Linked DNA regions of Homo sapiens: region 2 is linked to region 1. The links are chromatin loops, found by intact Hi-C in ENCODE. Cell type or tissue: dorsolateral prefrontal cortex. All regions are shown on one strand. Links, peaks and the distances in the headings refer to the core of each region. The heading gives the core; the rest is flanking DNA. Region 1 overlaps LOC107986454 (a long non-coding RNA gene). Region 2 overlaps LOC124901094 (a long non-coding RNA gene).

Region 1 (15,362 bases), core at 4,595-7,094:
TTGCCCACCTAGTCAAATTCCCAAACCCTGTAAAACCCCACTAAATTCTAATCTATTTGTCCTGAGTCCCACACAATGCCTGGTTCAGCCACTTCCAGTAGAGTGGGAAATGGGGAGCAGTGGAAGATGGGCTGGGGCCCCAGGAGGAGAGGGGAGATGAGAGGTGGGAAATAAATGGAGCCTGTAAGGGGTTTTACTGTGTCCAGGCCACATGGATCAATCTGTTTTCACTGCCCCTCCATAGGGCACTTTAAATTCCACCCTCGTCTTTGATTAACCAATGGCTGACCTGAGACAGGTCTGCTTGTGCAGGTCCTCATCCAGCCAGAGGAGGTGTATATTGATTAGCTAGACTAGGGCAATGAACTGTACAGGCTCTGGATTGCCTAAAAGGCCCCTTGAGAGGTGGTCCTTGTGGGCGAGGGAAATCTCTGAGTCACCGTGGGTACTCATGCACTTGCCCATGAATAACCATACATTTATATGTGTATGTTTGTGGGTAAATACTGGCCCTTTTATCTTGGTGTGTATTCAGTAATTCATTCATTTGTTCATTTATTATTTATTGAGGCCCTACTGTGGGCTAGCACAATGCCGACGCTAGAATGTGGTAGTCGCTAAGGCAAAATTCCTGCCCATACTGAGCTTTTTTTCTAGCGAGTGGAAAGAGTAACAGTAAAGCAAAGAAATTAACAATTTAGTTTTAGATCGTGAAAGTGCTGTAAAAATAATAAAACAAGATAAAGGGATAGAGAGCAACAGTGCATGTAGAGGGAGCTCCTTTAGGACGAGTGGTTTGGGTCAAGACCTAAATGATGAGAACAAATCAGCCTCAGAAAAAATCTGGAAACAGAGCATTCCAGGCAGAGGGCACAGCAAGTGCAAAAGCTCGGAAGAATTGCTTTGGGCCAGTGACTCTAGGAATCTGTGTCATTCTGAGGCAAATGTCAATCAGCTTTTATTGCACGTACACATTTGTATCTTTCCATTGCTGTTAGAATCATGCCAACCTCCTCACTGAGACCTACAGTCTTACAACCCCACCCACTGGCCTCCAATCCCATTGGCTTCTTCAGGTCCTTGAATAAGATGGATTCCCTCCTGCCACAGGATCTTTGCACAGTCTGATCCCATCACCCTGCATACTGTTTCCTCCCCTCTTTCCAGAATTAAATCCTTTTTTCTTTCTTTCTTTCTTTCTTTCTTTCTTTCTTTCTTTCTTTCTTTCTTTCTTTCTTTCTTTCTTTCTTTTTCTTTCTTTCTCTTTCTTTCTTTCCTTCCTTCCTTCTCTTTCTTTCTTTCTTTTTTTCTTTCTTTCTCTTTTTCCTTCCCTCTCCTCTCCCCTCCCCTCTCCTCCCCTCCCCTCCCCTCTCTCTTCTTTCCTCTCTCTTCTCTTCTTGCCCAGGCTGGAGTGCAATGGCACGATCTCGGCTCACCGCAACCTCTGCCTCCCGGGTTCAAGCAATTCTCCTGCCTCAGACTCCTGAGTAGCTGGGACTACAGGCATGTGCCATCACACTCGGCTAATTTTGCATTCTTAGTAGAGACGGGGTTTCTCCATGTTGGTCAGGCTGGTCTCAAACTCCCGACCTCAGGTGATCTGCCCACGTTGGCCTCCCAAAGTGCTGGGATTACAGGCGTGAGCCACCGTGCCTGGCCTTTTTTTTTTTTTGAGATGGAGTCTCACTCTGTCACCCAAGCTGGAGTCCAGTGGCACAATCTCTGTTCACTACAACCTCCACCTCCCAGGTTCAAGTGATTCTTCTGCCTCAGCCTCTTGAGTAGCTGGGACTACAGGCATGTGTCACCATGCCAGGCTAATTTTTGTATTTTAGTAGAGATGGGGTTTCACCATGTTGGCCAGGGTGGTCTTGAACCCATGACCTCAGGTGATCCACCCACCTCAGCCTCCCAAAGTGTTGGGATTACAGGCATGAGCCAGTGTGTCCGGCCAAATCCTACTTTCTTTAGCTCTCAGGAAGCCTACGGTGGGTCACCCTTCTACCTTCTACACTAGATCAGTTTCCTTTGTTAGATGCTTTCATATTACCAAGTTCCTATAGTCAACTTCTTATCTTACTTAGTAATTATGCATTATCTTATCTGATATTAGTATCTGACTTCCCACCAGAATTACAACCCTCTGGGAAAGCTGGTTATCTGAGATTTTTTTGTTTGTTTTTTGAGACATACTCGCTCTGTTGCCTGGGCTGAAGTAGAGTGGCCCGATCTTGGCTCACTGGAATTTCTGCCTCCCAGGTTCAAGCAATTCTCATGTTTCAGCCTCCAGAGTAGCTGGGACTAGAGGTGCCCGCCACCACGACAAAGCTAATTTTTGTATTTTTAGTAGAGACAGAGTCTCGCCATGTTGGACAGGCTGGCCTTGAACTCCTAGCCTCAAGTGATCCACCTGCCTTGGCCTCCCAAAGTGCTGCGGTTACAGGCATGAGTCACATTCCCAGCCTGAGGGCTTGTTATCTTACCTGTGTAACTTATCTGTATCCCCTTTATACAGGGGAATATATTGACAGCCTTCAAATGTGTTCTATGTTCAATATATTCAATATATTCAGTATATTCAAAATATATTGGCAGCCTTCAAATTCTGCGAGGCTGTCACATTGCAGAGGAAGACCATGTTAACATAGGAGCAGGGAGGTGAAGAAGTGGGTTGTTAAGGAGAAGTGGGTGGGGTTCCTTCTAAGGAAGGTCTTATAAGAATGAGAAGTTTCAGGGGTAGAACAGGTGCCTTAGGAGGTAGTGAGTTCCCTGTCCTTGGGGGTCTGTAAGCAGACAGGAGAATAGAGGGAGGTGCCCCAGGGAGTCTTCATGTCAGCATCAAGGTTCTGTGATTAGTAGTCCACCAGCTGACCAGGTCCTTCAACCCCAACGCAGCTGTAACAATGGGAGCCCCAGGTGCTGAGTGGTGCTGGGTCTGACCCAGTGAGATAAGCGTCTGACTTAAGGAACTTGGGGGTGGACAGGGTCGTTCCCAGCTTCAGACTCCATCAGGGACTCTAGGTGGCTGCTGCTCCCCCTCCTTTCTGCCTAGCTCTGAAAGGGCTAGGAAGGAGGGAAGGCAGCGGGTGGGGGTGGGAGGAGGAGCTTCCGCAAGTCTTAAGTGGCTCCCCAGCTGGAGCTATGGTGCATATTTTAAGTGGAGTTTACAGACAATGGATCTCTCTAGGGCTTGGAGGGGAAGGAAGCAGAAATTCAGGACCATTCTGTGAATTCCCAAGTTCTTTGTGTCCATTGTGTAGGGAACAATGCTGTTTGTTCGGCACATTCACTCAAGATGGGGGATGGGGGGAGATGGTTAGGCCCCAGTGTTCCGAGGTTCTTCGAGGGGCGGGGCTGCTCGGGGAAGGGGTGGATGGAAGCTGGAGGGGCTGGGGGTGAGCCTTAAGGGAGGTGAGGATTCCAAGTCTGGTTGTGTGGGTTTGAGCTCCAGGACAGCTCCCTTTAGTACAAATATTGCTTCCCCTCTACACCTCTCCACCCTTCTCCAGAGATTCTAATCCTCAGAGGCTTCTGACCTTGATGTGTTGTCCAAAGGGTTGGGTTGGGGGGCTGAGGAGGAGTGAAGCTGTCTGTTCACCAGGTAACCTTGGACAAGCCACTGCCTCCCGGAGGCCTCACCCTCTTGCTCTATTTCCACAGTTGAAGGGCCAGCTAGAGATGGTCTCTCACAGCCACAAAATTAGGTCCCTTCCATACCACATCCTCAATCTCACCAAGCCTGGGCTCCTTCCTGACTCTCACCCAGTAAGTTCACAATCTTGGTTGCCAGTGGAGGCTGTATATCCCCAGAGTGAGGGAAATGAGAGATGAGGCCAATGTAGGGCCTAGAACCTCACTAATAAGAAAATCTTCACTTACTGGTTAGTTAGCAGCTGCTGGACACTGTGCATACATTCTCTTATAGGGCCTGGGATTAAAAGCTCTGCTCCTAGCCAGGCACAGTGGTACTGCACACCTGTAGTCCCAGCTTCTTGGGAGGCTGAGGCGGGAGGATTGATTGAGCCCAGGAGTTCGAGAACAGCCTGGGCAACATAGCAAGACCCTGTCTGTTAAAGAAAAAGTCCCATAGCTGGGTCACCTTAACCACCTTAACATCTCTGAGCCTCAGTTTCCTCTCTGTAGGATAAACTAGATATAGTAATAATAATATCTACCTCACTGGGCTGTTATGAGGATTAAACGAGATTACATCTCAAGCACTGTCTCTGGAAGGGTGGTAGAGCTTATAAATATTGGTCATATACCTATATATAATTACTATCTCCATTTTTCATATATGGAAAGCAAGTCTTGGAGAAGGTAGGCATCACACAGTGAATAAATTAGGGCATGATAATTCAAATCCAGGCTGGTTGATTCTGAAGCTGAGTTGCTGACCATTGCTCAGCACCTCCTGCAGAGATGGGATTGATGCCTGTCCTGACTTTCCAACAGCACCTGCCAATGGTCCAAAAGCCAAGTTTCCTTCTCCCAGCAGGAGAAGTTGCATTGTTTAACCAGGGCTGGAGTCTGAGACTCCCCTCTAGCCCTTCCCACAATCCTACTGTAAATTAGAGTCCCCTCACTCCCCAGTGACCTCTGCAAGGTAGTGTCTTATGCTGGAGGGGCACCAGAGTTAGGGACAGGAGCAGCCTCAGTACTCCTAGGCTGAGTTCCAGAGCCCAGTTGTTGCACCTGGCCTCTGAGCTACAGTTTGGCTGGTGGCTGGAGACCTGGGCCTGGAGGCTGGGACCTGGCCCTGCTATGCTTGGAGCCATAAGGCCATCAGACAGCCTGGCTAGGTCTTGGATCTCCACAGAGATAGAGCTGGGAGAGGCACAGATCCATGAACTGAGACAGATCTGGGAATGAGAGTAGACACTGGAGCCTTGGAGTTGGGGGGTCCACAGGTTGGCAGAAGGCACTGAGCCATGGCTCCTTCCCATTCCTGTCCTACCCCTCATCCACCTTAGTCCTACTCTTGCCATCCATTTCTCTCTCTCTGGTTTTGGGTTCTCCATTGAATAAGAAGAGGAAGAAAAAAAGGGAGAGAACTGGGGGAAGGGGTGTCCACTTTGCCAATGTGAAGCAGCTCTTGTTCTATGAATGAAGGTGATGCGGGTTCAGGGTGGAGGAAGGGGGGTGGAAGGAAGTGCTGGGTAGGGCAGCCTGGGATGGGGTTGCCATGGGAACGGCAGCCTGTCAGGAGCCCTGCCTTCAAAGCTGAGGTGCCTCCTGGGGGAGGCGGGTGGTGTATGCGTGTCTGGGGTCGGGGAGCAGCTCTGATGTAAGCCCCCTGGGACTCTAGCTCCTGGATTCCAGATCAAAACCTTAACCTGGGTGGGAAGCAGCATCATGCGATGCTTCCTGTCAGACAACCCTCAGCCTCAAACCCTTTTCTGTGGAATGTAAGGCAGGGATGGGGGTGGAATCAACCCTGGTGGGAGGCGGGCTGTGATGGAAGTTGTCTGCCAACACTACCCCCTTCATTTCAAATGGGGCAGGAGGGAAAGGGGCTCTTACTGGGTGGAGGGGAGTAATGGGGAAAAAGGGGGTTTGCTTCATTCTCTAGGCCTCGGTTAGGGGCCAGGCTCCACAATGACAGTTTCCTGAGGCATCTGGCTCCAATTCCTCAGAGAGCTTGGAACCTAGGAATAGGGCTCAGAGGGAAGGAAGCCCACTGGGCTGTTTGTGAGATCTCCAGCTGCCCTCACTCCCATCCCACACCACCGCTACCATGACCCTCTGGCCACTAGGGGGGGCCATGGCCCAGCATCCATGGGGTTGAGGGACAGGTCAGTCCAGAGACCCAAGGTGGCCCAGTAAGGTAGTGTGGCTGAGATGTAGCCTCAGTGGCATTTGCCTTTCATGAGGTTGGCCCAGCTCATCCAGGCCCCAGCAAAACCTGAGGGCCTTTAGAGGGCACTCAACACCCTGGCACTGCCAATTCAGTCCCTCCTTCTCAGCTGCCCAGGCAGACCTTTCCAGAGACCACCAGCCAATTCAAAACAGCTCTCAAGTGCCTACTACTCGCCAGCACTGTGCTAGGCATTGCCAGCGATTTTGAATCTAATGGGGGAGATGGACACTAACAGAGGCTTAAAACACATGCACCGAAGTCAGGAAAACCTGGGCTTGAATCCTCACTTTACTATTTCTAACTGGGTGAGTGACCTTGTGCAAGTTACTTAATTTGTGTCTCAGTTTCCTTATCTGTAAAATGATAATAGTACTGGAGATGCAGGGAGCTGTGAGGAGGATTAAATGAGAAAGCATGCTTAAGGCCTTTGCTGCAGCATCTGGCACACAGGAAACCCTCACTAAAGGGAACTATTGTTAGTAGGTGAACCAAGGTGCTGAGTACTAGCATGGAGGTAGAAGCAAAGTGACGAGCAGTCCTGGAGAAAATAAAAATTCAATCTGGGCTGGGCATGGTGGCTCACACCTCCTAGAACTTTGGGAGGCCAAGGCAGGAGGATAGTTTGGGTCCAGGAATTCAAGACCAGCCTGGGTGACATAGAGAGATCCTGTCTCTACAAAAAAATTTAAAAATTAGCTGGACATGATGGCACGTGCCTGTGGTCCCAGCTGCTCGGGAGGCTGAGGTGGGAGGATTGCTTGAGCCCAGGAGGTCGAGGCTGCAGTAGGCCATGATCATGCCTCTGCACTCCAGCCAGGGTGATGGAGTGAGACCTTGTCAAAAAAAAAAAAGAAGGAGGGCTGGGCATGGTGGCTCACGCCTGTAATCCCAGCACTTTGGGAGGCCGAGGCAGGCGTTATCACCTGAGGTCAGGAGTTTGAGACCAGCCTGGCCAACATGGTGAAACCCTGCCTCAACTAAAAATACAAAAATTAGCCGGGCATGATGGTGGGTGCCTGTAATCCCAGCTACTTGGGGAGGCTGAGGTGGGAGAATCACTTGAACCCAGGAGGCAGAGGTTGCAGTGAGCTGAGACTGCACCACTGCACTCCAGCCTGGCGACAGGGTGAGACTCCATCTTAAAAAAAAAAAAAAATAGAAAACGAAAAAAAAAGAAAATTCAATGTGTTGAGATTATCAGGGAGGGCTTCTTGGATGTGGTGCCTGATATGGGCCTGAAGGAAAGACAATATTTCTATAGCAGGGTTGGTAAGGGCTGTAGCAGGTAGAAGGAACTCCAGGAGGAAAGGCATTTAGGAACCTTACTTTATTTCATTCTTGCAGCACAAAATGGCAGCCCTATGTCTCCCTCCTGGGGCGTCTCTCTCCTACATCCCTATTTCCAGAGGCTCTCCCACCCACCTGGAACCCTGCCTTGGGCTCCCTCCTCCTGCTCCTCCTCCTCTTCCTTTCTCTTTCACTCCCACTCCTATTCATCTTCTTCTTCCTCCTTCCTTCTTCCCTAGAGAAGCCAGCTCAGAGAGAGCACGTTTCATAAACAGTGACCACTGCCCTATGAGTGCCTGGACCAGTAGCTCTCACCCAGGGGTGGTTTTTTCCCCCCAAGGGACATTTGGCAATGTCTGGGGACATTGGTTGTCACAACTAGGGGTGGGGGGATGCTGCTAGCTTCTAGTGGGTAGAGGCCAGGGATGCAACTAAACAATCTACGGTGCACAGGACAGCCCGCACAACAAAGAAGCACCTGGTCCCAAATGTCAATAGTGCTGAGGCTGAGAAACCTTGGCTTAGGCAGAGAACTGCAGCTGGGGAGAAATGCAGCCCCCTGCCCCGGGCTCCTCCAAAACCCCACCCCAGGAGTCCCTGATCCCCTTCCCCAGTCTCTTCCCATCTTCTAGTCCAACCCTCAGTGTCCCCTGGCCTCATACTACCCACCACTCCTGCGCGTCTGCCCCCTCTCCTCGGGTCTTGTCCCCGCTCTTATCCTCTCCCACCGCAGGGGCTGTGGAAGGCCTGTCAGGCAGGAGTCAGCCTGCGGCTGCACGAGGCTTCGGAGACCAAGCTGCCTGCTGCACTCGGTGCTGCCTGTCCACTGATTGGCCGAGGCTGCCGTTTCCATGGTGATCTACGGCAAAGCCCAGGCCCCCCCACCCCCTTAGCCCCCGCGACAGGCCCTATTCAGTGGCGAGAGCCCCGACAGTCAGGTTAATAAAACAGGAGCCGCGTGAGGAGCCGGGCTGTGGGCCGAGGTCCCAGCGTGGTGGCCCGCCCGGAGGAGAGGGGGACGGATGGGGGCAGGGAGCGAGGAGCTTGCTTGCTGCCCAGTCGCCGCCCTCCCCGACTCTGCCAACTGCAGGTTATGGGGCTGCACCAGCTCTCGGGGACTTGGGGTTCGTCTCCTGGAATGCACCTTCCCATAGTGGCCTCTGGGGGCAGTGTCCCCTCCCCCATGGGTTCCACTGGGCCCCTCTAATCAGAAGGGTTGGAGTTCTGGGGCTGGGGCTGAGGAAAGGGAGAGATGGAGATGGGGTAAAGAAGAAAAATGGCAGGGAAAGACTAGAATGGGAATCGGGTGGGAGACTGGGGTGAGATGGGGATGGATGGGAGTGGAGTCCAGGTTGGGGATGGAGAAATGAAAAGGGGAATGAGGAAGGAGATGGGAATGAGGCCAGGGGGAGGAAGGGATGAGTTGGAGGAAATGGAAGGTAGAGACCTGCGCATGGAGAAGAGGCTGGGATGGGGAGAGGGAGGGAGCTGGTGGAAGGTGCAAGGTGGAGAGGAGCATGGGATGCAGGAAGAAGGTGGAGATGAGAAATTGGGATGGGAGCTAAGATGGAGTGAGATGAAGAAGGATGGCGTGGGAGAGAGGGTGGTTAAGAAGGGTACGATGAGGGATAGAGTGTCTGGGAAATAGGCACAGCCTCTGACTAGCTCACCTCTATGCCCAGCACAAGCGCTCAGGAGGTGTGTGCTTGTCACATAGTCCGTGCTCACACGTGTTTGTGGATTGAATGAATGAGGTGAGAAATGCTGGGCTGTAGCGGGAGAACTCTCCTGCTGGAATCAATGCCACACCTCTTCCTCAATATCAACACTGAGTGCTCACAGTGGAGTCTGTGCCAAACTCCTTCATGGATGACCCCATTTAGTACTTTCAATAATCCTTTGAGGCAGGCACTATTACTATTTGACAGAGGTCCAGAGAGGTTGAGTAACTTCCCCAAAGTCACACAGCTCTGATTCTTGCCTCAGATACGGTGGGCATATGGTCAGCTTCTGTGTCTGGACCTGAGTATTTCTGGCTGAAGACCCAAACCATGCAGATTGGTGACTGGGGAGGGCAGGGAGTTCTGTGTCACAAGAGCCCAAGAATGGAGCCCGGTTGTGGTGCTGAGTGGAGTGGCAGGCTCCTGGATTGCCATCCATGACTCTGTTTTCCTGGCTGGTGGAGATGCTAGGTCTGCTGTTGCTTGGTGCATCATTGTAGTTGCATTTCCATATGACAGATGCAGAGACCCTTAGGAATTCTCAAATGCTGTCTCTGAGGTCATTCATTTTGAGACAACGGGGAAGCCCAGAGTAGTTGCCCCAATGTGTGGAGTGAAAAGGGCTTTGAAATAAAATAGTATAGTCCAGTTCTGCCATCTGTATTGTGGCCTTATGCAGATGATTTAATTTCCCCAAGCCTCAGTTTTTCCATCTATAAAATGGAGACAATAGTACCACCTAGGGTGATGATACAGATTACAGTGAGATGATATCTATGGAACAACTGGCACAGAGAAAGTTCTCAGGAAATGTGGTTCCCTTCTCGCCAGGGTGCCTTTGCAGATGCTTCTGTTTCTCCTTCTGGGAAGTGTGTGATCCATCACTCCAGGACCCAGAGGGGAGAAGGAGAAAGAAGGGACTCCTGTCTCCCTGAATCTGTGTTGTCACCACCTCCAGAGGACTAAACATGAGAGGGGGAAACTAAACTTTATAGGCTTAGAAAAAGAAGCAGAATGGGTAGGTCCCATGCGGTGAGGATGCTTCTTCTTTTGTCTCCTCAGAAGGGGTTGATGGATCCAGGCTGAAGAAATGAGGTGGGGTTCACACCCCATAACTTCTCCCTCCACTCTAGCCCTTCCCACCCCCAGCCTGAGCAAGAGTGGACCACTGAGAGAGGCCAAGCCTCTGAACCAGAGCCAGAGCCTCTCCATCCCAGGCTGACCAGCTGGCTGCTACCCTTCCAGCCTGCTCGTGGCCGGTCAGTCCAGGCCAGTGGCTAGGAGCCCAGGCCTGGAAGGGCAGAGGCGGCTGCAGCAACCTGAGCACTCGATAAACCATTAATTCTTAATAAACGACAGGCTGTGCATTATTTAACAATAATGATACTTTCTGTTCCATTATAGATTAAAACACCGGCCTCTTCTTATTAATCCTGCGTTTCAAAAGCTTGTAAATCCTGCACAGCCGGAAGAGATAAAAGCCGGCTCATCCCCATCCCAGGGCTGACATTCTTGCACTGACAGTGGCTCAGCGGCTCGACTTCTGTATGCACACGCGTGTGCTCTGGGCCCACCCACCACCCAGCTGCACCAACAGCTGCAGGTGCAGGGCTACCGCCACTCTCCACCTTAGCTGTGCTCTCCTTCCCTCAATCGCCTGTCTCTCATTTTTGTTTTTCTTCCTCAGCATTTTTCTCTGATTTTTTCCCCTTTTTCTGTTCATCTGTTCTTCTCTATCTTGCTTCTTCCTCTCTTTGTATCTCCCTGTTTTCTCTGTTTCTTCTTCCTCCTTTTCCAATCTCCCCCCCTCTCTCTCTCTCACACACAGACACACACACATACATACATCACCTGCCTCTCCATCACCTGACTCTCCTTCATCTTCACACCATTCAACCAAACAAACCTGCAATATGCACAGACTCTATCTCCATATGGTCTTTGCTTTTTTCAGGGGTCCTCAGAGGGATGCGGTGGGGAGAAGGAAGATAATTCCATAGAGAAGGAAAAGAAGGAGGATCACAGAGAAGAAAGGCAGAAGCAGAAAACCCGAGACCAAACAGGCTGAGTAGTTTCAGAGCCCTCTTGGCAGACTCTGACAGCCACATGGAGAGCACCTATTGCAATCCTCAGTGGATGCTCAAAGCCCTTCTGTATTGCCCTCAGGCTCTATTTACATACTCCCAGGGACAGGGAGCTCACTGGCTATGGAGGCAGCCTTTTATATTACTGCAAAGAGAGCTTCTTCAGTAGGAGTTCATATTCACTTTCAGCCTTCCTTTGGCAAATGCCAGACCTTTGGAAATCTGAAGGCTGCCATTCCAGCTTCCTGATGACACCTTCGGTCTCAAGCTAACCTTCCCCATCCTTCCTCCAGGCCTCATGCGTCAGTGGGCTGAGCCCTTCCTTCATCCTAGTTCCCCTGCTCAGTGCCACCGGGGTGTGTCAGAGAACCAGTAAAGGTGGCTCCAATGCTGACCACAGTCCTTCCTGTGGTGCAGCCGGAACAGAGGCCAGCTAGGCCCTCCTCTCATCTGGGGATCAGAAACCATTACTGAAGGTTTGAGAAGAAAAATCACAGTGACCTTGAATGTCTCTCCCAAGGTCATTGCAAAAAATAATATCTGTTGTCATTTATTGAACTTTTACTATACAGTAGGTACCCTGTTTACATCCCTTATCTTGTTCAATCCCATAAGAGTTGTTCCATTATTATTCCATCTTGCAGATGAAGTAACACTTGGAGTGATTAAGCTAACTTGGCCATGGTCACACAGCTAAGTAAGTGGTGAAGTCAGAATTTGAACCTGGTACTGACTCTGAAGCCCTTGCTTTTAATCTGTGGATGTTCTCCCCAGCTATTTGGAAACAAAAGTGGTTTTTTTAGTCAAGTGGGCCCCCAAAGTCAGAGAGACTGCTGTCCGTGAAGCTAAAATATTTTCTCCAGGATTGGACTAATGGTTTCCCACCATGGGCTTTCCAGGTGGGGGTAGAGCTGGGGTAGAGATCTCTGGCATTTTGGTTTATACTTGCTGGATATTTCTTTAGGTCGAGGAGGAAGACAGTGTTCATAACACTTACTGAATATTCCATCTGCCAGGTTCTATTCATCTGTTTTAATCTTCACCATGACTCTGTGCAGTGGATGCTAGCCCCATTTTAAAGAGTAGCAAACTGAGGCTCCAAGAGGTTAAGTCACTGGCATTTATGCTTATAGCTTGTGAGTTTTGGAGCTTGTCCGTGATGTTTCCTAAGAGGAGATGAAACGGAACACTTACTTTTATGGAATGAGGTGTTGCCGGATTTTTTTTAGAAAGGGCAGGTGCGTGTGTGTGTGTGTGTGGGGGGGGGGTGGGGGCGGTGTAAATGGGAGAGGAATAATCTTCAAGAAACACAGAATTGGGGAGGGGAGCTGAGCGGCTTTCTTCTTTTTTTGAAATGCACAAATGGGAAATTTAACTTGATCCCCTGTGGCTTCTGGGCCAACCCCTGAGTGAAGTCGGATCACTTTTGCAAAGGAAAATTTTATCCGTTTTTTGGCTTTTATGGGGCTTCCTCAATGAGCAAAACCTCTCCTGTTGGTGCTTAGAGAGGATTTCTCTGCTTGGCCTACGGTGATGCCGTGTAATCTCCCAAAAAATATGGTGCTAATATTCGCCGGGTTAGGGTTAGTTATTTTTATGTCTTTGTCATTTTGTTTCTCGGCAGCTCTTTCTGCTGCCTGGAAAGGACGTGGCGGACACTTTACTTCCAGAGTCATATTTTTTAATTTGATCAAAGCAAATTTCACTCGTTCTCTGTATAAATTATTTAACTCATTTCTTTTAGGTTAAATGTCTCAATAGAAAGATAGAAAGTCTTTCCATCACATTTTCTTCCAGGATTTTAATCAGCTCCTGTAGATTGTATGAACTTCTTTCTCAGTCCTCCATCCTTCTCTGTCTTAAGTCTCTCTCCCTTCCTCCCTCTCTCTCCCTATCTGCTCTTCTCCGGCCTCTGCCCCCAACTCCTCCTGAGTCCTGGGGCTCAGCCCCAGCCTCCATTCCCTTATGGCTCTGGGTGGGGAGAATGGGGGCAACTTGAACATGCAGGGCTTTAGGAGCACACACCAACCCCCTTCAGTTGGATGAGTTACCAAAGGCACCCTTCCTCTGAGCTGACCCAGCCCACAGCCCTGACAGCAGCGTCAGGGCTCAATGGCAGGCCCTGCTTGTCCCCCTCAGCCAGATCTCTGTGCACAACCACAAGCTGCTGCTCCTGCCTCTGCCAAGACCTGTGCCTGCCCGCCCCCCGCCGCACCTGCCCAACTCCCATTTCCCCTCTAGGGCTGCAGTCTCAGGATGAATTTAAATGTAGCAGCCTCTCCCCAAATTCCAGCTGTTTCCTAATAAAAATTCCATCCTACTCAATCAATGCTCCTTGTCACAGGCCAGGTTTCCTTGTGTCTTATTTCACTCTGGTCTGGTTCCCTCGGTGCCAGGGCTCCTCAGGCAGACCCCTCCTCCTTAGAGGCTTGAAGCCTCCCTCTGACAATAGTGCAGGGCTGGGGATAGAAGACCCGGGCAGAGGTTTTGGGGTTAAGTGGGGTGCTACAGAGGACTCCCTCCAGGGATGGGCTTGGGCTCTGTGGGGGGCCCCTGCCTCCCACCTTGGCAGCCCCATCTCTGGCCCCAGGCACTGTCAAGGGAACAGAAAGCAGCAGGGCAAGCTCATTACCCGTGAACACTCTTCCTTCCCTCATATCACATTGTTTCAGCCAAGAACAAGTCTCCAGTGGGAATTCCCTTTCGTCTTACTTTTAAAATATACAGTAATTAACAAACTAATGCTATTAACTGCAACAACGAGGAAATTACAGTAAAATCACTGCAGAGTCCACAAGCAGTGGGTGTAGGGACCGGTGGGTCCTGGCTCTGTGTGGAGGGGAGGGACCCAGTCTGGGCCCAGGTGTCATCATCTCAGCCACAGCAGGGCCCTCTCAGGCTGGGAAACTTCTGCCAGAGCTGGTGAGTCCTCTGCAGGTCAAGCCAGGGCTTGGACACAGCTACTTCATTTCCTGTGCAGGAAGAGTCAGGATCCCGGTCATTCTTCCAGCCCCGGAGGTTTGCTCTTTTATGAAACACTTAAATAATAGAGCTGTGGCCCAGTGCTGACCTGGGCATGTCTGTGAGGACATGGCCCCTGCTTCAGGGTCACCGTAGGTTCCGACAAGGCCTCCAGAGGATGAATCTCAAAGAAAGCCTCGGGGAGGGACTGCTGTGCCTCCGCTGCCTCCTTCTCTGGTCCTGCGGAAGCATCTTCAGGGTCTCCCTGTCCATCCTTCTGCCTTCCTTCCAGCACAGTCAGGCTGTGCGTCCCTTCCTGGGGTTTTACTCAGGTACAGCCAAAGATATCAGGAAGGACTAGGCCTGTTGTTGCCTGATTGCCTGGAAGTCTGTTTCCAGTCTGACTTCAGTCTTTCATGCTGTAGTCCTCTGTAATTTCCTCTGGTGAGTTCCCAGCAAGCCTAGTTGATAAATTCCAGGATCCTCTCCCACTCTTGCCTCTTTCCCTCAGGTTTTACAATCTCCCTGTCAGTCCTTAAATCCTCTTCCCCCATCAGGGAGCCATGGTCACCAGAAAGAGCAACCTGTTCTCATTTTCCCTCTCTAAACTTTCTCCCAGAGGCCACTCATTGCCTTGCATACCAACAAATGTCTGCTCAGAACTTTTAGAAGTTCTGTTCAGATACCCACAGAGAAGTTGCATGCTTATCCCATTTTACAGATGAGGAAAACAAGGCTCAGAGAGGTTAAGTGGCTTGTTTGAGATCACATAGCCAGGCAGAAGCATCGTCAGGACTAGAACTGTGGTTATGTTTTCTGCAGGTTCCCACCTTCCTTGTCTCTTCTTGGCTCTTAAGGGAACAGATACTCCAGGGGAGAAGAGATAAACCTGGCTTTCCTTTATCTCCGTGGCCATGCTGGCCTGTGGAGGTGAACAAAAAATAAAAAGATAGCTCATCTCATGTTTCTCATTACGACAGCCAGCATTATGAATTGTGCTATCATAATGCAGATTGTGTACACAGGGAAACTGAGGCTTAGAGAAGCACAGAGCTTTGCCCAAGGTCACAGGGCTGGTGGTGACCAGAGTCAGAACTTAAACCCAGTCCTGTCTGCCTGCAGAGCCCACCCCTGCCCTTAGCCACTCACCTGAAGGGTAAGACCCAGCCCGACTTGAAGTCCAGCCGGGCTGAGTGTGGAGTCCGAGAACCTCATTAGGAGTGAAGCTGCCACATGTGTCAAAACCCCTGCCAGCCCCACTCCAACTTGCAGCACACAGTGTAAACATCCTTACTAATTCACCAAACTCAATCACGTTACCGGGATGGATTTTCCCATCATTACTCCTGAGTGAGTGACAACCTGCTCAGACACTTGCCTTCCCCGCTGCCTTGGGAGAGTCTCAGAAATCAGAATGCTTCACTCCCTAAGTTGATTTCAACTTGTCCT
Region 2 (15,362 bases), core at 8,524-11,023, 57 kb after region 1:
TAAGTGTGTGTGTGTGTGTGAGTGCTGAGCATAGTGGCTGACACACAGTAGGTCCTCAGTAAACATTAACTTAGGATCATGATGTGGCTACAGACATTGGTAGCCTAACTTCAAGACAGGGTCCCAAGAGGGGGTCAGTTTGGTCATTGTCCTGGAGAAGGCCCTAAACTTGATGTGTTTACGGTCTTGTCGGAAGCACCCACTTTGCTTTCTCTTCATCCTACCAGACATTCTCCTTTCCCCGTACCACCCTGGGCCAGGGAACCCAGTCATTCCTTCATTCACCCATTCACACATTCACTCATTCACTTCATTCACTCATTCAATATCCAACAAATATTTACAGATTGATTATTCTAATCCAGGCCCTGTGCTATGGGCTGGGGGATAAGTAAACAGGTCAAGGTGCCTACTTTCATGATACCCATGGCCTAAAGTGAAGGGGGCTGGGTGCTTTATCAGTGCTAGGGTGAGGGGCACACAGGAGGACACCCTGGTCTCAGGAATGGCTTCCTGGAGATGGGCTTGTATAAGCTAACATCTGGAGGACAAATAGGAGTTAGCTGGGCAAAGGTAGCCAGGCAAAAGGGAGAAAGAGTGTCTCAGGCAGAGGAAAACAGCCCCGGCAAAGGCCTGGGTGGGAGAAGACATGCAAGCTTTGTGTGACGAGTGTCCTGAGTCGAAGTGGAGCCATAAGCAATGATGCACCATGCAGGCTAGAGTTTGTTATCCTTCCTGGGAGCTCTCCCTGCTGGGATGGTCCTGCTGATACTTTTCCTTCTCTCCACACGCAGCCTCCACAAGGAGACCTGTCCTGAGCCCCTGCCTGGTTGTTGGGGAAAGGAAGGAGAGAGGGTGAGACCCAGGAGAGGAATTTGCACCCTGGGAGGGCCTGAGATGGAAAGAAACCAGGAAGAGTGATTCCTCAGCTGGAGATAATGTCTACAGTAACCAGTCCACTGAGGCATGAACTCCATTTTCTCACTCAATCTTCATAACAGCATTACAAGGAGATACTCTTATTAGTTCCGTTTTGCAAATGATGAGACTAACACATTGAGAGTTTCAGTAACATGCTTCACACCTACAGAATGTGGCCCTGGTGTCAGTCCCCAGAGCCTGTGCTCTTAACCCCCAGGCCACCCTGGATATGGGGCAGCACAGGGGTGGGGGTGGGGACCAGGGACAGGAAGGCAGTGGAGGGAATGGTTCTTGGGGTAGCTCCCCTTGGCCTCTTGACCAGCCAGTCTCCTTGAGACAGACCAGGGAGCAAGTGCCTGCCAGAGCCTGACAGGACAAAGTTCCCCATTCAGAGTTCTGATGATCTCTCCCAGCTGCTCAGCTCCTTGCAAAGCATTTTCCCTTAATAGCCTCCTATTCAACAGAACGGCTGCAGCCCACATCTGTGGAAACCAGGCCACAGCAACTCCTCCTACCAGGCCAGCAGGGCTGCCATGGCCATGGTCACCATGTCCTAAGCTTCTCCTTGTCCCTCCAAGTCAGGAAACTTCCAAGCCCCTTCCACTCCACCCGCTGTTTCCAGGACTCTGCCTACAGCAGAGGGACGGAGCTGAGATGCTTTCCCTCAGATCAGTCTGTCCTTAACTTTTCTCTGCCCAATGCATCTTCAGGGTGAGATTGGAGAGCAGGAGGATGGGTAGAACTCCTGGGTTCTCATCCCTCCTCTGCCTCTAACTTGCTTCGTGACCTTGGAAAAGTCACTTTACCTCTTTGGGACTACCGTTTCATCAACTGTAGAATAAGAAGAGGGCCCAGCCTGAAATCAGAAGCCCAGAATCCTGGATCTACCACTAACAAGGTGTGACCTTTGACATACCTCTCTGAACCTCAGTTTCCTCTTCTATATAAACAAGTCGACCCACCTCCGCAGCTACTGAGAGGATTCAAAGAGATGACCCATGTGAAGCACTTAGCATAGTGCCTGGCTCAAAGTAAACAACAAATAAATGTTAGCTGTAATTATTGTTATTACCATTTTCATAATTGGTGTTTTTCAAACTTTTTAGCTGTAGATTTTTTTTTATGTTCAAATGCAAATTTTTAAGCAGAACCCCGATACCATATATGAAAAGTGATGTGTTGGAAGAATGCTTGTTCACGCCTCCTGCCAGCTCTTCCCAGTGCTGATGCACAGGGGCCTCTGGTTTTGACCAGTAAGTCCCAGACCCAGCTGATTATCAGACCATCCTGGGAGGATTTCAAAACTAATATCCCAAGCCCTACTCCTGAGATTCTCATTCAGGGAGTCTGGGGTAACCCCAGAGAGTAGAGCTTATGGAATCATCCAGGTAGTTCTAATGATCTCCCGGGTTGGGGCATCATTAAGGACCCTTCTGGATCTGACAGCAGGACTTTGAGTACAAGGGCCTCCTTCCCTATGGTCCTCTCTTAAGCTGAGAAATAGCCCACACAGGCCCAGTGAGTTCCAGTTATTTCCATGCCCTCTCAGCTGGCCTCCCATCAAGGTTCCTTTCTGTGAGTTCTTTCTCTTGGAGTCCTGACCGAAAGGGAACACGGAGAAAATGCTCCTTGACTTCCCTCCAGGCCCAGCCCACAGTCACCATGTTCCTGCTCCTCCTTTCCAGGCCTACCTGTCTTGAAGGCTTTCCATGTGCCGGGCACCATGCCAAGTGCCTTACATTTACCATCTTGCTAAGTCCTCACAAAGCCCTATGAGGTATGAATTATCATCATGCCTGCTTGACAGATGAGAAAACAGAAGCAGAGAGGTGAGGTGACTTGATCAAAGCCACACAGCTGTAAATAGTCAAGATGCAACTCTACCCTAGGCCTGCCTGACCCCATAACTCATGCTCTTACCTGTACTGCTGATGTCCTCCCCTCTGTGCCCCCAACTCCTAACCTTACTCTATCAGTCTCTACTCCCTGCCTCCCACATCCCCAGAAACCTGCCAAAGTTTCTCCCAAGGAGCATGGCTTCGGGCCACAGCTCCTGTACTGGCAGGCAAGAAAAACCACAGCAGGGTCTGACCTAACTGGCATCTGAGAATGCCCTGGGTCCCAAATAGGAGTAGAGAGGCCAGGCACTTGCTTGGGAGATGAGAGATGAACGTGTGAATCCAGCCATCCAGCCAGTCTCTCCTGAGTGGATCTTCCATCTGCCATCTGCCATGTGGCATTCATCCATTCATCCATCCAGATACCACGTCAGCCTGAATTTACCAGCCCTGGTCATCTGTCAATCTTTCTTCTGACATCAGAGGCCACCCCGTGGTCCTTACTTGCCGCTTTGCTCATCAGTTGGTCAGTCCATTTTTACAGACCAAGGGCCTTGGTTTGTGAGATTCTGGGGTGGAGATCCCTGATCTCAGTGAGAACAGATCTAGCCACTGTTCCCACAGACCTCATAATCAGACACCCACAGAGCCAGCATCCATCCAGCAGCACCCCCAGGTCATGTTGTGGAACAAAGTCTCCCTTTCTGCCCCTACCACCACCTCATCTCCCCTGGGCTCAGCTGCCCCCACTGTTGGGGACCTTTCCCTTTGTGACCTGTCTTGGTAATTTGGGAGGTGATTAACAGCAATCACGCTTGAGTTTGACATCCAGGCACGGCCGCTAAATTGAGGCTCACAAAGCCGCCTTGACATCCAATATGTTATATGCTTTTCCCCTTAATTAGGAGCTAAAGTGGATAAATATGAAGTTGCCATGGCAACAGCCTCCCGGGTTGGTGGAGGGATGCAGCTCAGTTTCTGTCTGCTGGCTGGCTGACATGTTGGTTGATGGACCAAACTGGCTCCTGGGAAGGGTGAGATGGAGCCCTCTCCCACTTTCCTGGAACCTGCCCTCCAAGCCCCAGTTCTGGTTACTCTCTCCATCACTGCTCATCAGACTCCACAGAGTCTGACAATGCCCCACCTGGTCCATAGATCTCAGTTGGTCTAACTCCCTCATGGAACAGCTAGAAAAACTGAGGAGGTTGGTTCCTCCCCAAGGAGTGAGAGGCAGACAAGATCTAACACCCACATCTCCTGACTTCCAGACTAGTCAATAGTGGTTCTTAACTGTCTGGAGTACCTAGATCCCTTGAAGAATCTGTTGAAAGCTATAGATTCTGCAACATAGGCCAGAGATCAGCCACACAGTGGGGTTCTGACCCGGGACTGCAGCGAATCTGCTTTTAAAATTTCATAAACAGTCGAGCACATACTGTGTGCATTTTCTCACATGCTCTAAATTAATCCTTGAAATCCTATGAGGTAGGAACCGTAATTATCCCCATTTTACAGAGTTTCAGAGAAGTTTAGCCATTTTCTCAATGTCACACAGCTAGCTGGTGGAGGAGTCAGGATTTGGACCCAGGTCTGTCTGCAGACTGCGAAGTCCAAGCTCTAACCGCTATACTCTACTGCCACCTGGACGGCCTTTCTCTGACCCACAAGTAATGACTGTAGCAGCTGTGGGGTTTCAGCCAAGGAGTCCTTCTCTTGCCTAGGGAAGTGAGAACACTCTGAAAAACTCCCTCTCTTCCTCTAGCTCTACAGAAGGACGGGTGGAGGAGAGTCTCTTGGCTCTTGTCTCATACAAGCCTCCTATTGAGGAAGAGCCAGCCCCAAACACTGCTAATAGAGGTCAAGATGTTTAAATGTTGAAGGAAGAAGCCAGGGTTCCATTCAAAGAACCTACAAAAGAAAGCACCTCAGAGCTACCAAAGTCCTATTTTTGGGAGACCAAACTAGGTCTTCCTCCTTTCCCTTCTCCTTCTTTGCCAACAAGACCTACTGCAGAGCCCTGTGTTTGGGCAGGGAAAGGAGGCAGCGCTTCCTCCCCAGCCCCCAACCCAGAGCATGTCCCCTTGCTTGGAGATCCATCAGGCCCAAGCCTTGCTGGCAGGTGGGAGGTGAGCCATGCCTGCCTCCCCGAGGAGCTGGGACTCGGGGCTCCTCCAGCGCCCCCGCACCACGTGGCGTGGGTGCTGGCAGCAGGAGCTGGGGCTGGTGGCTTGGCCCTCGAACTTCCTTTCCTTCCAGTTCTGACTAAAAATAGAGACGGCAAGGACGCATCTCATTCTGTCAGACAGTGTAGGGGGGACGCCTGTGCAGATATAGGCCCCCTCTTTCTGAGCATGTAAGACCCAGCCCCCAGTTCTCCCCATATACGCCCCTGCCTCACAGCCTTCCTCTGTGGCAGCAGCCATTGCCCAGGATCCAGGGTTAGGGCAGGGGATTTCCCACTTTCCCGAAAGTGGCTTCACGGGTTTCCTCTCCCTCTCCCTTCAAGCCATGTAGGATGGGTGGGACAAGCCTGTCAGGACTGGACCTCTTCCTACCTTTCAGTACTGGAATTAGGTGCAGAAGTCCAGGCAGCTGAGTGGAGCCCTAGGGTGGTAGTAGTGGGCGAGAGAGAGTATGTGCTCTAAGGATGTCTTGTATGTTGCACTTCTCAGGGAATATGACTGTCAAGTCCCAGGGTCCCTCCTACCTCTTGGCTTCCTGCAGGTCCTCTCTCCAGGTGATTGAGAGAAACCCCTGGTCTCCTGTTTGGGTGCTGGGTTCCTGTAGGCAACGCTACCCATCAGAGAGGCTCAGGTGGGGTGTACAACAGGTGTGAGGGAGGAGTCTAGAATCATCCGCTGTTCCCCTCTACCCAGCTCCCCACACCCAGCTGCCCAGTTCAGAGCTATGCTTAGGGAGAATGCAGCCTCTCTGCAAAGACCCTCCTTGATATCAAAACACACACACACACACACACACACACACACACACACACACACACACCCTTTCCCGGACACAGTGAATTTATAAGACTACACCAGGTCTTGAGGGCAAGAAAAGCTGGGGAGGTGGGGCTAAGCTGTGGACAGGCACAAAAATGGTACCTTTACCATGGCTCCTTGTCACCCAAGGGAATGGTTTCTTCCTGGGGCAGAAGCCGAGCTCCAGACTTCTGATTCACCCCCACCCAATCCAATCTAAGCACACAAGACTCTAAACACTTACTGGTTCAATCACACAGGAGGTGGTGAGAAGTAGGAGGGAAGAAGCAGTTTGTTGTTTATTGCTAGTGCCTGGAACAGTGCCTGGCACATAGTAGGTGCTTGGAAAGCTTTGTTAAGTGAGTGAATGAGAGAATGAATAAATGAATGAATGAGATGCAGGCATGAACCAAGACAGGAAGGGAATCATTAAAGCCATCATTATGGTACTTTTGCAACAGGGTTGGACTGGGAAATTAGAGCCAAGGGCAGGCTAATAATTTGGTGCCTCTTCAAACCAACACTCTTTCAATATTTGTTCAATATTTATTTGGAAGAGAAGCTGCGCGGAGACTGTGCAGAGAAGGGGGCCTGCTCACAGCCCTCAGCCTCTCCTCCACCTGCTGAACAGTTCACTGCCGGCCCTAACCTTGCTTGCCCTACTGAGCTTCACCAAAACTCTTTGGTTCTCCAGGACCCGCCCCCTCGGAAGGGAAGGGAGTTTAATGAACAATTGTAGCCCGTCGGCCCCTGGGGATCTCACCTCTGTACCTAGCAGCTTATAGAAGTGTTCCTGCCAACACCCTCCACCCCCACAGCGGCTTGTGCCTGGTAGATACTCTTTTCTCCAACTCATTAGGTGACTAGTGAAGTTTTAGTGCCCCTTAGAGATGAGTGCCCCGGGCAGCCGCCTGGTGGACCCCTCTCCATCAGGCCTCTTCTCCAAGTGACTACGGAGGGGAACGGCATGGAGGAGGATTTCCTCAGTGCCCTCCTCAGCTCCTGGCCATTACCCACCACCATATTTAGGAGGAAAGGTCAGGAGGGGGAGGAGGAGTGTGTGCAGGGGTCAAATCCCATTGCTTCTAGCTTGGAGCAGGTGAGAGGAGAGTGACCAACTGGCTGCCAGAAGGGACTCCCACTTCCTCCCAGTGAGCTCTAGACCAGGCCTGTAGCTCTTGGTCCCCACTCTGCAGGGGAGCATCCTGAGCCCCATGAGTACAAGCCAGCCTGAGGTAGATGGCATCAGAGCTACTGAAGTAATACTGTCTGACTTCCATTCCCTGGGGATGCCCAGAGAAACCAGATGTCTGGCCAATGAGGCGCTCACCGGAGCAAAGTCTTTAAGTAAATACATAGTCACTCACTTCTGTTTCCTCCACTCTGCTCGCCTCACCCTCCCCTGCTTTCTGCATGCAGGCTCCTACTCCCATCTCAGCCCACCGGCCCCCTGCCCCACAGCCTCCCTGCAGCTAACTTCCCCTCTCCCAGGCCCATAACCAGCCTCTCCATCCCCTCCTCAGCCCCCTGCCACCTGAGCAGCCATAAAATGAAACATCTGAGCACCGGTACAGATGAACAAATAATAAAAACATTAACAGTATATTTCTTGAGCACTCGTTGTGTGCAAGGCACTAGGCTAAATATTTTTTTTTTTTTTGAGACGGAGTTTGGCTCCTGTTGCCCAGGCTGGAGTGCAATGGTGCGATCTCGCCTCACCGCAACCATCACCTCCCGGGTTCAAGCGATTCTCCTGCCTCAGCCTCCCAAGTAGCTGGGATTATAGGCATGTGCCACCACACCTGGTTAATTTTGTATTTCTAGTAGAGACGGGGTTTCTCCATGCTGGTCGGGCTGGTCTCGAACTCCCAACCTCAGATGATTTGCCTGCCTCGGCCTCCCAAGTTGCTGGGATTGCAGGTGTGAGCCACCATGCCCGGCTCTAAATACTTCATTATGTGCATTATCTCATTTACTCCTCATATATCCCCTGTCCCCTGATATATGGGTAACATAGGCTATTCAGGGCAAGGCTCTGGGGTCAGACAGAGTCTCAGCCTTCCCACTTACCAGCTGTGTGAGACACAGGAAAATCACTTAACCTCTCTGAGCCTGGTTTCTCGTCTTCAAAATAGGGAGGTTAAGAATACCTACCCTATAGGGTTGTATGAAGACATAAAGAAATAAAGTGCCTGGGCTGAACGTGGTGGCTCACGCCCTTAATCTCTGCACTTTGGGAGGTTGAGACAGGCAGACCACTTGAGCCCAGGAGTTCGAGACCAGCCTGGGCAACATGGCAAAACCCCACAGTGCCTGTAGTCCCAGCTACTGGTGGGGTACGGGGTGTGCTGAGGTGGGAGGATCACTTGAGTCGGGGAGGTCTAGGCTGCAGTGAGCCTTGATCTTGCCACTACACTCCAGCCTGGGCAACAGCACCAGACCCTGTCTCAAAAAAAAAAAAAAAAGAAAAGAAAAGAAAAAGAAAGAAAATTCTTAGCACAGTGCCTGGCACAAAGGCTGGTTCATGCCGGCTGTTATCACTATTATTATCCTCTTTTTAGATGAGAAAACCAGGGAGGTTGTCATATGCCAGTGTCACGTGTGGCTAGATCGTAGCAGTGTCAGGATTATAACCAAGGCCTCCCTAGTCCTGTCTGAGGGGCTGCAGGCTGGGGCCAAGTCAGATATTCTCTCCCTCCCTGGCTCCCTCCTCCTCTCCGGGGTCACAGGCTTCTCTTTTTCCTTGCCCGTGGAAAGGAAACCTCGTGGCTCCCTAGTGACAGCCAACATCCCACAATGCTCTCGGGAATGTGTGCACACGCCCACCTGCCGGGCCTGGAGGAATTCAGGCTTTAGATTTGAAAGGTAATTCAATCTCCCGGTGCTTCCTCCCCTCCCCCGCAGCGCTGGGTGTTCAAGACGGCGACAAAGACCCAGTTTCAGAGGAACAAGCCCGCAAGTGCAGAGCCGCAGGCACACGCTCAGCCTCACTCACAGGCAGCCCCTTGGTCGTAAGCACATGCTCTGCACCTTGCAGCAGTTACTAGAGACATAGTCCACCCCCGGTCCAGCAGTCACCCATCCCTAACCTGCCCACCCCTGGCCTCTCAAACCTCCAGACTTTGCCAACTCTCCACACATTCCTCAGCTCCCCACGTCCATCGGGCTCTCCGTCCCTCTCCCTTGCCCCATCCTTAGGAAGCTCCCCTTCCTCTACCCATCCGTTTCTCTTCCTTCCAGGCCCCAGACCCAGGGCTACTTCTCGGAGTGAGCACTCAGTGACTGCCCTTTCACCGACAGTGGGGGCAGTCCCCCACAACTCCACACTCCCACCTCTCTTTCTTTCTATCATTGGCTCAGCTCAGCCCAGGCTCTAAGATTGGTGCCCAGCACTTGGGGCTGGGGCAGGAGGAAGCCTGGAGCAGCTCAGCGCTCCTGTTTAATTAATAATGGGTAATAAGTCAACATGTAATTAGAGGATGAGGGCATGTGGCTGTGCTCTTTGGGCCCTGCCCTAGGGGAGTGAGCTGGAGCCTGGCCACACATGCCCCTGCACTGCCCAGGTCCTAGCCAGATCAGCCTCTTGATTCCCCTTGCTTACGCTGGGTCCTGCCACTAGGTCTCTCACCTGTGGTCCCCCCTTCATTCAGCCTTCAGGGTCTTCTCCACTTACTCCTGCCTTGGCTTCCTCTCTGCCTTCCACACTGGGCCAAAGGAGCTCATTCCCCACAGTCCTGGGGATCCCAATGTCTCCAGGGATCACAGTTTCCTGAGGGGCCAGGCCAGTCCCCGACTCCCACACAGGCCTTGAGTACCAGAAGTCCCTGGAAGGAATCCACAACAAGTCGAGCCCCACACCTCTCCTGCCGACCCCATTTGGCTCCTGCACTCTGTCCTCCATTGACATTCTCCCCATTCGCTCCCACTCAGCAGGGAGCCAGTGAGAGCCCTCCAGGGACCTCCCAGTCCCAGCCTGCGCCCTGTCCTCTTCCCTGCTCCAGCTCCTAGAAAAGCCTGTTGGGTGATGGAAGGCAGCTCCCTTCCCAGCACTCCACACCCCACTGTCCATGGGAGACAGTGTGTTGCCCTCCAGTGGCAATAGCCGGCAGCAACCTAGGGAGGAAAGGGTGTCCAGGCTCCTTGGAGTGTCTCAGGTTCAGTCCATCTGGGGGTGGGAGGTGGGGAGGGAGAGCGCCACACCTTTGTCGACTCACCTTTGTCAACGCATCACTTGCAGGCTGGGTTGCTGACTACCTTTCCCAGCAGCCTAGTTAGCTCTTATCCTGTTACTCTGGCCCTGTGCTATCAAGTTCACCTCTGACCTCTTTCCCCAAAGTATCAATGAATGGCAATTCAACTAAATGGCAATAAACACGATCAACACTTCTGTGTGCCAGGCAAAGGGATTTACAAGCATTGGCCCACTCAATCCACACAACAATCCCAAGAGGCAGGAGCAGTTGTCAAAGCCATTTTACAGATGAGGAAACAGTTGCAGTGAAATTAGGGAACCTCCTGGCTCACCCAGCCAGGAGGCGTTGAGCTATGATTCTGACCCTACAGCACTGCTCTTCCCCAGGAGATATTTGGCCTAGAATTATGGTGGAAGGCTGTAAGGAGGTGAGAAGAGGGTTAGGGATGGGAGAGGGGTGTGGTACATGCAGGGGTGCAAGGGGAGTGGTAGGGGGTGCGGGAGTGTCAGGAGCAGGAGAGGATTCCAAAGAGTGATGTGAGGGGGGCACATGAAGTGTGGGGGAGGTGTGTGAGATGTGAGGGGTGAACAGGAGTGGGGAAGTGTCAGGCATGTGAACAGGTATAGAAGGTAGAGTGGATAGGATGGAGGAGTTCGCAAAGCAGGTGAGGGGTCAAAGGGCAGGGTGAGGATAAAGTAGGAGGGGAGGGAAGTGTCAGGTGTGTGGGGTGTGTGAAGGAGAGGTGGAGGGAGAGGCGGGAGGGGTATGCAGGGTGACAGGCAGCCAGAGTGAGTATGCGGTGGGGGTGCTAGGTGTGGAGGGGATGTAAGAGTGCACAGAGTGGCTAGAGAGAAAGTGAGAAGGGTAGAAAAAGGTGTGGAGGAATGAGCAGGTCCCTGAGGGCCTGGAGGACCTGAGCAGAGGAGGAGGTGAAGGAGGGGGCTGGGTGGCATGGAGAGGGGTGGATAGGCCTGAGAGGCTTTGACAGTTTGGCTTTTGTCCCTGTCCACGTACCCAGCTGCCGCAGCCCCCACCAAACCTGGCCTTACTGCCAGGCTCATTTCAGGGATGGGTGGAAATTTCCATTTCAGCAAAATCCATTTGTAAAGCCCTGGAGCTTTGAGCCTCATTCTGCTCTGCCCGCCTGGCTCTGCCCACATGGCTCTGGCCTGCCCAGCTAGCCCCACTCTCCACCCCAGACCTCCCTCTGCTCTCCCTCCCCAGCAGGCAGAGCTTGGGCTCAGGGCCTGGGCTCCCTCAGCCCCACTCCAACCCTAGCACTGCAGCCTACAGAGGACCATCCTCCCCACCCCCCACCCCAGCCAAGCATTTTGACATTCTAGGGTGCCCCACAGATCTGGCAGAAGTGGTAGATTGGTCAGTGCCTTGCCTCAGTTAGGGGACCATCAGCATGCAGTCTACCCCCACTGCGCCCTGTCCCAGTACAGACGGTGGTTTTGATGCTACAGCACAGCAAAATGGGAAGAGCTCTTCAAGATAATCCTATTTAGGCCCTTTTGTTTTACAGATAGGGAAATGGAGGCCCAGAGAGGAAAAGCTACTTACTAGTCCAGGGTGCTACACAACTGGCTGGTGTGCAGAGCCAGAATGACCATATTGCCTAGAGGAGGAGTTGAGGAAAAACAGAGCCATGCAAACTTCAAACAGGCTCTGTTGAAGAGGTGTGCCGTCAACCCGTGATTTTACTTCTCTGTACCTTGGTTTGTTCTTCTACCAAGTGGAGCTCATGACCATTCTCCCAGGCTGGTGTGATGATGATGAGCTGGCCACAGCCAGATGCAGCAAAGTAGGGGTGGAACACAAAAGCCCTTAGGGTTCTTGAGTTCATGGGGAAGGCAGGAGCAATATCAGTTCTAGATTCATCCTGCCATTAGTGTCCAGACCCCTTTGCCTTGTCTGTCCCACAGCTTCCCGAGAACTATAGAAATTTCAAGGAACAGCAGGGATGACATGGCCAGGGATTGAGGCACTGGGTGGGAAGGTGAACTGGTCTCCCAGGGTAGAAAATGAAGGGACAGTGTGGGCCATCTCACTCAGGCCTCTGGGCAAGGAAGGCTTTTCTTCTCCAGCTCTAAAGGAATGGCCACTCTGGCCTCGGGGTGGAAACATGGGTTCCCTGGGCCAAAGTCAGAGCCCTGCATTAAGGGGAAAGGCTGAACTCTCCTAGAGCAGAGGCAAGGTCTATCTTGCTCACTTCTGTTTCCCAGCACAGCACCTGGCACGGAGGGTACACCCCTCAGGCCTTGCCACAGCTAGAGGCAGCTCAGGACAGATCTTAGTAGCTGGTACCAGGAAAGCACCCAGGGCTACCTGACCTAGACTGCTCTCTGACCAAGCCCCATGTCTTATGCACACACTGTGGCACATGCCGTGGCACATGCTGAAGCCAGCCTTAGCTCTAGTACTTACCCCAGCACATCCTCCAGCTGCTGCCCTCCTTCCCCAGCCCCCACAGGAATCCCAGGTCCCATCTGCTCCACTTCTCTGCATTTCCCCTGAACATCTGGACTGCTCCTGAAATCTGGCTCCTTGTTCCATCCAGAGGGAGCTGCTAGAGGGAAGAGGAGACTCCTGGGTCCCATTAGTTCAGAGCTGGGGCCAGGGAAGGCTCTGCCTGACCCCCACTCCAAGCCTGCAGCTGCCAGAATGAACTAGCCTAACAGAACTCTGGTTCCTGTCTCCTATTCTCCCTACCCTTGAGCACCCCCTCACCCGTAGGGTTGTAACACCCAACATACCCCACACAGCCTCCCCAACATCTGCTCGAGGGTCACATGGTTCTCTGTGCCAGGATCTGTGCATGTGTTTAGCTTTGCACTCTACACAGAAAGGTTCCCAGAGCTTCCTGGCATGGGCTGTGCTCCAGAACCACACACTCTAAGGACAGGCTGCTCCTCTCCTTCCCCACCCTGTGGTGGTGGTGGTGGTTGAGGCTGGGGCTGGGGGTATGGAGGAACCAAGGCCTTTGGTCCCTGGCAGCAAAAATTCTGAGTCCTACTTCAGAGACATGCATTCTAGGAGGACCAGGCTGGGAATGACCTTGGCCCATAACCTTCTCTTTTGCCACCCCCCCGCCCTACTTCTACTTCACCTGCTCCCTTACTCTCCACAGGGTTCTTGGTTCTTGTTTTATTTTGGGAGAGGACCGCTCCCTTATAGGATGCTCTCCATGGTCCTGAACCAGAGTCCCGGGGCAGAATTACTTCTCAACCTTGAACAAGAGGTGGCTCCTGGCACACATCTCGGAGGCATTCTGACCCGAGTAAGAAAGGAGATGATAGTGAAAGGGAAGGCATTGGAGAGAGACAGAGAGTGTATGCAAGACACACAGGGATAAAGAGTCCAACGCGAGACTGCCAGGAGGAAGAAAAAGTGATTTTGTTGTTCCTTTTAAGAAAGGTAATCTTCCCAAGTACTTGGTTTCCTCATTCTATGCAAATGCCAGCTCCTCGCTCCCGTTTGCCCCTGAAACTCTCTAGACGTCCCACTTTCCATTTCCTTCTCCACGCCGTGTCTGGCCTCTCCCTGATTTGGGGTCTGTGTGCTTGGGGACCACCCAAAGACCCGGACCTAAAGGCTCAGCTGTTGCTTCTTCCTCCTCGAAGGTCAAGAGAAAAGACTCCCCTCCAGATTTCTCTCGTCCCACGCCCCTCTAAGAGCAGGTCTGGGTCGCAAAGGGCCTGCTCAGTCCCCCTAAGAGCGGCGCCCGCCCCAGCCCGGTCCCCTTCCAGTCGCGGGATGCCTGCGGCACTGAAGGGCGGGAGAGAGGAGGGCCTTTACTGGCCGAGCCAGCCCGGGAGCCCCCGGGGCCGCACTGGAAGGAAGGAGCTGGGGAAACAGAAGAGTGGCAAGCGGTTTCCCGCTCGGTTGTGGCTGTTATTATTTATTTATTCATGTATTTTTTATTAAGGAGGAGATGTCGGCCTAATGAGCGGGGAGCCCGGCTGGCTCGGAGGGGTGGAGCTGGGGGTAATGGGGCGCTATCCACACAGGCAGGGCCTCTCTCCAGCCGCGGGGACCCCCTCGGAAGCCTCTCCTTGGCGCCCGTCTCTCTCCCTCCGCACCGCGCGTCTGCAGTGCCTAGGGCCCCCAGAACACACACACACACACGTGGCCTCTCCCGCTTCCCAACACCACCCCCCGCCCCGGGGAGGGACGTTCCTCTCCCGTCCTCACCCCCAACGGGTGCTGCCGACGCCGGAGCCAGAGCTGGATCCACGGAAGGCGCCTCTGTTTCTCCATGGAGAGCCCCTTTCCAGCTCCCCGCTCTGCCATCCCCTCTCCCGACCGTCCCCTCCAAGGCTCCTTCTCTGACTACAGACCCAGCTCCCAGCCCTTGACAGAGAATGAAATAGCCCAGCCCTTGTCCCCTAGTCAGGGGCAACCTCTCCTTTATCAAGGACCAGACTTAGCTTCAGCTTTCAGCCAAGAGCAAGCTTCCGATCGACCGAGGCACACCTCAAGTCTTAAATCAGTTCTCAACAGGGGGCTAGCCTCGGACCTAGACTGAATCCTCAGGCCCTGGAAGTGGACAGACTGCAGCTTGGTCCCAATTTTGAGTCTTTATCTGGGAAGCTACACTCAGACTAAGAACCCCCTCCAATGGTAGGGCTAGCCTTAATCCCAGTCCATATTTGTGGAATAGCCTCAGACTCAACCTCCAGCCCCTAGCCCAGTCCCAGAATTTAGGGTAGTCAAGAAGGTGGAAGCTTTTGGAAGCCAATGGCAAAAATAGTTGGGTGAGTATGGTCTAGGGAGGGGGAAAAACTGTTTGTTCCCTTTGGCTCAGTTCACTACAGCTTTACTTCACTGGCAGAGGGTCACCTCCTCTTGCTTATTGCAAGAGGTCTTGCTTATTGCAGGGACCTAGCTGAGGGCACACTCTAGTTTCATGGGAGGGGGTGGAGGGGGCTCTGGGGACCTACACCTATGCGAGCACGAGGCCACAATTTCCAACATGCTTCCCTTGATGTCCAACAAATGCTGGACCAATGGAAATAATTTCTTCAGAAAACATCAGTAGAGCCCTGCTCTGTGCCAGAACCTGGGGACAGAGAGAACATCTCTAATAAGCCTGCTCTGTCTAATGGTGGCTGGGGGTGGAACAGCATAAACATCTTAGCAGCACCTAGCTATTGAGCATGTGCTTATGCCAGGCCTTGTTCTTCACGGCATTATCTCACTGCATCATTACAGCCCTACAAGGTACACAGTTATTATTCCCATTTTATTTGTTAAATAGCATTTTATTATTACCGAAGTAATAAATATGAATTGTGCAAAATTTTAAAAGTACAGAAAGCAAAAATATAAAAATAAAAACATCATATTCCTACCACCATTAACACCTTAATGCATGTCCCTCCAGATCTTTTTCTTACATACAAGTATCTTTTTACCAAAATGTG

What was found. A loop is a pair of places that touch in the nucleus more often than their neighbours do. Peaks named below come from ENCODE experiments on the same cell type or tissue, not always from the same donor. Only the 100,000 strongest peaks of a DNase experiment are listed, where the experiment ranks them.
Region 2: a loop joins it to region 1, with 2.7 times the contacts of the local background. A loop is called at or near these places in 17 of 110 quality-filtered maps.

Annotation. Positions count from the first base shown.
Region 1 is chr5:141,804,641-141,820,002 of GRCh38, reverse strand. LOC107986454 (a long non-coding RNA gene) reads left to right here. Exons shown (of 3, transcript XR_001742906.2): 2 at 9,931-10,471; 3 at 10,823-12,205. Among named protein-coding and RNA genes, the nearest start is that of PCDH1, 66 kb to the left of the region's middle. RefSeq lists enhancers at 2,371-3,361, 3,362-4,353, 7,405-8,053. In dorsolateral prefrontal cortex, for the core only: a CTCF peak has its summit at 5,759 (motif pointing right); a DNase peak (open chromatin) is centred at 5,762; H3K27ac peaks cover 2,087 bases.
Region 2 is chr5:141,752,064-141,767,425 of GRCh38, reverse strand. It overlaps LOC124901094 (a long non-coding RNA gene), which reads left to right. Exons shown (of 2, transcript XR_007058975.1): 2 at 1-10,127. Among named protein-coding and RNA genes, the nearest start is that of ARAP3, 78 kb to the right of the region's middle. RefSeq lists enhancers at 4,899-5,399, 8,147-8,716, 8,717-9,285, 9,286-9,855. In dorsolateral prefrontal cortex, for the core only: a CTCF peak has its summit at 9,811 (motif pointing left); DNase peaks (open chromatin) are centred at 8,605 and 9,814; H3K27ac peaks cover 2,093 bases.